2 separate regions of the Homo sapiens genome follow, and region 1 is linked to region 2. Evidence: chromatin contacts called from ENCODE Hi-C or POLR2A ChIA-PET data. All regions are on one chromosome and are shown on one strand. The core of a region is the stretch at or near the end of the contact, and the rest is flanking DNA. Distances in the headings are between cores, read along the strand shown.

What was found. Hi-C counts contacts between places; a loop is a spot of excess contacts on that map. ChIA-PET counts read pairs that join two places held with the same protein, here RNA polymerase II (POLR2A). Pooled maps may share reads with other maps.
Region 1: a pooled map shows a loop between it and region 2 (5-fold over the local background). The contact joins two enhancer-like sites. A Hi-C loop is called at or near these places in 1 of 168 maps with a recorded cell type or tissue (CD4-positive, alpha-beta T cell) and 9 of 50 pooled maps. POLR2A ChIA-PET finds 5 or more read pairs at or near these places in 4 of 52 experiments (OCI-LY7, activated B cell, activated CD4-positive, alpha-beta T cell and 1 more).

What each region holds. Positions count from the first base shown.
Region 1 is chr6:89,997,779-90,000,645 of GRCh38, reverse strand. The region is part of intron 6 of BACH2 (BACH transcriptional regulator 2); the gene reads left to right. Among named protein-coding and RNA genes, the nearest start is that of GJA10, 100 kb to the right of the region's middle. Within about 2 kb of position 1,270, at least 3 of the 41 ENCODE cell types and tissues checked have a DNase peak (open chromatin) inside an H3K27ac peak, as active enhancers do.
Region 2 is chr6:89,951,611-89,954,310 of GRCh38, reverse strand. It overlaps BACH2 (BACH transcriptional regulator 2), which reads left to right. Exons shown (of 9, transcript NM_021813.4): 7 at 2,449-2,700. Among named protein-coding and RNA genes, the nearest start is that of GJA10, 58 kb to the right of the region's middle. Within about 2 kb of position 1,395, at least 6 of the 41 ENCODE cell types and tissues checked have a DNase peak (open chromatin) inside an H3K27ac peak, as active enhancers do.

The DNA of each region.
Region 1 (2,867 bases), core at 21-2,520, 46 kb before region 2:
GAGTGTACAAGGAGTAACAATGCTAGTTACCAGTTTGACTTGCAGGGCCGCTGTTCAGATAAATGAAATGTGATGTGTTAAACTTCTTGGAAGGATGGTGCTATAGAAACAGTAGGTGTTATTATTCCCCTAAAAGGAAAGAACAGTCTTCTCTGATGAAATGGCTGTTACCTCAGAATCCTCATTAAAAGCTGTGGTGCAATTTTCCAAGTTGCGTTAGTAAGACTTGGCAGCAGATGAAAAAAAAGCAAATAAATAAGAAGTCAAAATATTTCAGGTAACTACTTGCTGGCAAATGAGAAGTTTTCAAGTCCTAGAATCATACTGATAATTTTGAAATGCCTAAAGGCAGAACTTATTTATAGTAACGCAGAGGTGACTGCTAGCCCTGAAATGTGGTCCTCAGTCTCGGATGGAGTTGCGGTAAGGCAGCGCCACAGAAAGGGGAGCTAATACTATTGTGACTCCAGCCCTGGAGGCTGTGGTGCTGATACAGAGGGAGGGAAATCTAGTGTGAAAATAGCCACAGCAATAGCTAATTTTAAAACTGAGACACATAAGCTGTTTCCAAACCTCTTACATTTTTTAAATCCTGAGGCCAGTAAGCCTATTTAAAGAAACTTATGCAGAAATGTGTTCCTCTTTTGGCATAGTAGTAGGAGTTGAGTAGACAAAAACCTAAGACATATCTAAAAATCATTTTAAGTGACCTGATTTCAAAGCCGTTTTTAAGATTTCTTTTCACTATGTCTATTTATCCCTATCTGATGTAGGATGACCACAATAATCAACATTTTGAAATAGATTTATGACAAGGCCTCTGAAAGTAAACTTGTTTGCATCAATTTTTTTAAAATAGTTACCGGCGTATCTATTCATTTTTAAACTCCTCTGTATATGAACAAAATATCCTTCATGTTTCTTTCTTTCTCCCATTATGGAGTCTCTTAGCTATTTCAATTAAAATTAATAATAGCTTTAAAGACAAAGTTCAGAGCTATAAAGTTCCTCACTTGATCAGTCATCATAACTATTATTTTGTCGTAGTTAATCATAGAACCCGGGCCTTTACCAAGGTACTTAATTAAACTTTTTAATTTATGATAAGAATTTAAATAGCACTTGTGAGAGTTTTTCAAAATTATTTCTACTTCCCATCCAGATTACACCCTACACCCTTGGAAAAAAAAAAAAAAAGGTGTGACAAAGAGACATCATGGCTGTCAGCCAAGGGTATTGTAGGTCACGCCAGCACGAACTGGCAGCAAGCCATTGTCCAATTAGCATGGCTTCATCCTTGCAGAGTAATCACTCTTTGAGTAGATGGTTGAGTCACTCACGATGCAGTGGTGCTTCACTTGAGCCAGTCCTTCTTAGAATAGGTTTCCTGTTCGCTGTTAATACCTGTCCTCATTTGCCAATACAAGTGCAGGATCATTTAGGCTGAAAGCTGAATAGAAGGCAAACATTGATTATGTATCTCATTTCTCTTGCTTCCTGAAAACTGAGATTGCAGTTAAACAGTGAAAGCACGGTGTGTTTTTTAAGTGAGTTACAAGAAAACACAGTTTCCACACCAAAATACTCAGAGTTAGAATCCAAGAGTCAGTTTTTGTTCTGTCTTTTCTTTGGCAGCTTTAACATTTGGCACAAATCTGAGGATATCAATAAAGTTACCTAATAATCTTAATGGATTCGCATTCCATTCAAAAATTTGGAATGTCACCCAATGTCTTCAGGTTTCAACTCCATTGTTGGGGTGTTCATGACATTTCTGGTGGGTGTGCAGTTATAAAAGCAGACAGCTTTTGAAAGAGGCCCTTCTTATGGTGAGAACACCTGGAATCTTGGTTGGATAAGCTGTAAGCCAGGAAATTGATTCAGGAATTTTTTAATAAAATGGATCATACCCAGGCATTGGAGTGATGCATGGTGGTCAGTTAAAAAAAAAAAGGGAAAAAAGAAAGAAGGCTGTTCTTAAAAGCACAAAGAAAATAGAATAAAATTGTGGGCACTAATCAGTTAATACTTTTATTTTCTTGTTTGTTTGGGTTCTGAACCAAATTGCAGGCTAGAAAAGAATTGGCTTGTTTTGCTTTGAGGAGTGGAGAAGCAATTAAATAATAACACTTTTGGTTTCCTAGGATCTCGGAAGTGTTCTTTTTTGCCATTAATTTGGTACACATAGTAAAATTCATCACTTTGCCATAGACTCCTAAAATATGTTGACAGTCTCTGTAACTGACATTGGCATCACCTCCAAGCCAGCTAGTAATGCGGTGAGCTTTGCTGAGATGGACTTTCGTGTGCAGCCTGGCGAAGGCTGTTTGTGAAAAAGTTAATGCATTCCACACCCTGGGTGGGATGGAGCCAGGCCTCCAACGTGAGCACATTTTTGACTGACTGGCAGCAAAGAGAAATACTGGCAGCTGTTCCCAAGCAAGGCCAAAAGTTGGCCAAGGGAGGAAAAAAAAAAATGCTGGGATTTAGCCAATGAAAGATTCCTGGGCTTAGAAGAAAACCAAAGGAAGGATACAGAAGGTCACAATTACAGGCCTCCAGCTTGTTGAAGAAATACCTATTTCATTTTATCTTCTGTTTTATAAAGGACAGCTATTAAATGTCATTGTTACTCATTTTTTCCTGATTATTTTTAAGCCATCATTTTCTATTGATTTCTTTAATTTTTGTATTCTTTATATGCAAAACCAAATGACAGCTTATTCTTCCCAAAAGTGTTACATAGATGACATCATTCCTGGAGGTGGCATTAACAACCAGAACTGGGTAGGGCAGGGCAGTCTATGAGCAGTGGCCACACCCTTGGGTTTATCAAGCCAGGTTGAGTGGCACCAGTCAAATGGAAG
Region 2 (2,700 bases), core at 146-2,645:
TAAAAAAAAAAAGAAAAACTGTGTGAACAGTATAAATAGCATTGAAATTAGTTTCCTACATTTCCCATATAGTGAGCACCTTTGCCAAAACTCAAGAAGTGTCTTATCCACCCTTTTGGCAACTGGCACATTACAGAGGAGCATAGGATCATTACGAGGGCAGGGGTCAACTCTGCATTGATTTCACCATTTCTTTCTTTGTGGTGGAGCCATGTGGCAGTAAAGGAATAGGTCATGTGACATTCTTGTCATCTTCTTCAGTTACCTATAAATACACATTTCCTTGCTTTTTTACTTTCTTTTAAAGATTCTTGGAAGAAAAGGACATAAAACAGATGTATTGTCAGTACTACATTTGCTGAACCTATTACCATGTCAGCTTAGCAGGATACAAAAGTGTCGGTCAGACCTCCTTTTTAATACTGGTACTGTGACACGGGGCAAACAAAGACCCTTGCCTGCCTGCCTTTGATCAGTTGATCGGTTCAGTTAGTTGGTTTACATGATGCCTTGCTCCAAAAGTAACTTGAGACAACACTCTCTAAACATACTGTGTTGTCACCTTGCATACACAGTAGTAGTATGTTAGGACACAGTTTGACTCATGACATATTTGGTAACATACAAGCTTTTAACAAGTATTTACCATGTGAGAGACCCCAGGTTAGATTAGATGCAAGGTTACAAAGACAGACAAAACCATTCCTGATCTGAAGGAGCTTGCTGTCTTATGGTAGAAACAGGCACAATTAGGTATAATAAAAGGGAGATGGCACTGATTGCCCATATAGAATTTATAATGTGGGTCTAGCAGTCATGGCTTTTTGTTTTGTTTTTTTAACCAAATATCTCTGGACTCATCATCTGACAGAAAAATTTAATGTGGAATCTTACTTGAGTACTTTAAAAAGATTAACAATTAAAATCCCGTTCAGTTACATGTCTAAGAAATTTCCGTTACTGGAAAGAATGCAATGATATGAAATCAGTGCTGCCCTGGAGAATCCAGCACGTCTCCTCATCTGGCTATGAGAGCTGAGAGGACAATGTCATTCATTCTCTCTAAGAGGACTGGAGAGCACTCCCAAAGGAGTGAATGTCCAGGTTGAATCTTGAACATCAATTACAGGTCCTTGCAAGAATTTTGGCTCTGTATGCTGCGGTGAGTTTAATACACACAGAAGTCAGCTACAAAGTTTACCAGTTCACCTTGCTGTGCACTCACTCCCCCCGCTAAAATTTTGTATCACTGCTACCATAGCCTCTAGCAAGGACCCCATGATTGCTGCTTTCATTTGATTTGTACAGGATTTGTAGACATGCGTCACCTTCCTGTGTGGTCAGCAGTGCTTGCAAGAACCTAGAGGATGTGTGGTTTTATGTGCAGGGTAAGGAAGCTTACCCTGATGAACACCAGCAAGTTTAATCCATTTCCATCTGAAAAAACAATTGGCCTTAGGCAACATATTCTTAATTGTCTAAGTCATTGTGTGTGAGCAGGCATGCGTGTGGGCACACACGTGTTTGTGTGCATATGCAAGCTGTGCATAAATAGCACACTTTCAATCTTTGTAAAATATAACAGATAAGCAGCAAATGACAGTAGGCTTAGCCCCTGAAGATTTACCAGGAAAAAAAGACAGCTGCATGGCAAAGCTGCTGCTAATAATTAGGGAAGGAATAGCCCATACCCTGTGCCACTCAGCAGCTTCAACCATTTAAATGAGAGCCGGTTTGTTTAACTCTGCAACCCCCATTCATTATGGGCCAGGGGTTGATTTCATCTTGAGCACACCACTTTTGATTGTTGTCATCTCTGGTGAGATAATGAGATCATCATCATCATAAGATCAGGTAGACATGATGACCGAAAGTCTCAAGTAGAAACTGTGATGGATGAGCAAAACAGGAGTTGTTTTAATGTCTCTTTTAACATTGTAAGTGAGGAAAACCTATTTTTACAACTCCCTGGAGTTAGTTTTTTGCAGGGTCACATTGCCATTTTTGTGGTTGACAAGAAAACGTTAAGGCTCTCTTGGGCTCCAGCAAGCTGCAAGAAGTGTCACAACACTCCCCCCTCGTGTAGAATGGCTCTCAACAGGACTGATTGGGAGGGAAATTAATAGGCTCCCCATTGTCACCGTGCATTTTTGCCAGGATATTTCATTAGTGTAAACACTGAACCCGTTGTCATCTTGTTTAGCCACTTGACCCTGGTGATTTTCAATTCTGCCTGTGCTGTGATGGAGTACAACAGTGGCATGCACGAGACAGGCACTAATTATTGGAAGCAGAATCATTGCTGACCCAGTACTACAAGATTAACTGCCCCTTTGCAGTCTTTATTCTGGGACATTAGCACTGTCTGGTTATCTTGCTTCAGTTGAGGGATTCGGGACAATAGCAGTGCTGATGGTAATGTTGGCGATTTCCCTGTTTGTTTTGCAGGTCACAGCCAGGGGCTTTGGGCCGCTGTTACAGTTTGCCTACACTGCCAAGCTGTTACTCAGCAGAGAAAACATCCGCGAGGTCATCCGCTGTGCTGAGTTCCTGCGCATGCACAACCTGGAGGACTCCTGCTTCAGCTTCCTGCAGACCCAGCTCCTGAACAGTGAGGATGGCCTGTTTGTGTGCCGGAAGGATGCTGCGTGCCAGCGCCCACACGAGGACTGCGAGAACTCTGCAGGAGAGGAGGAGGAT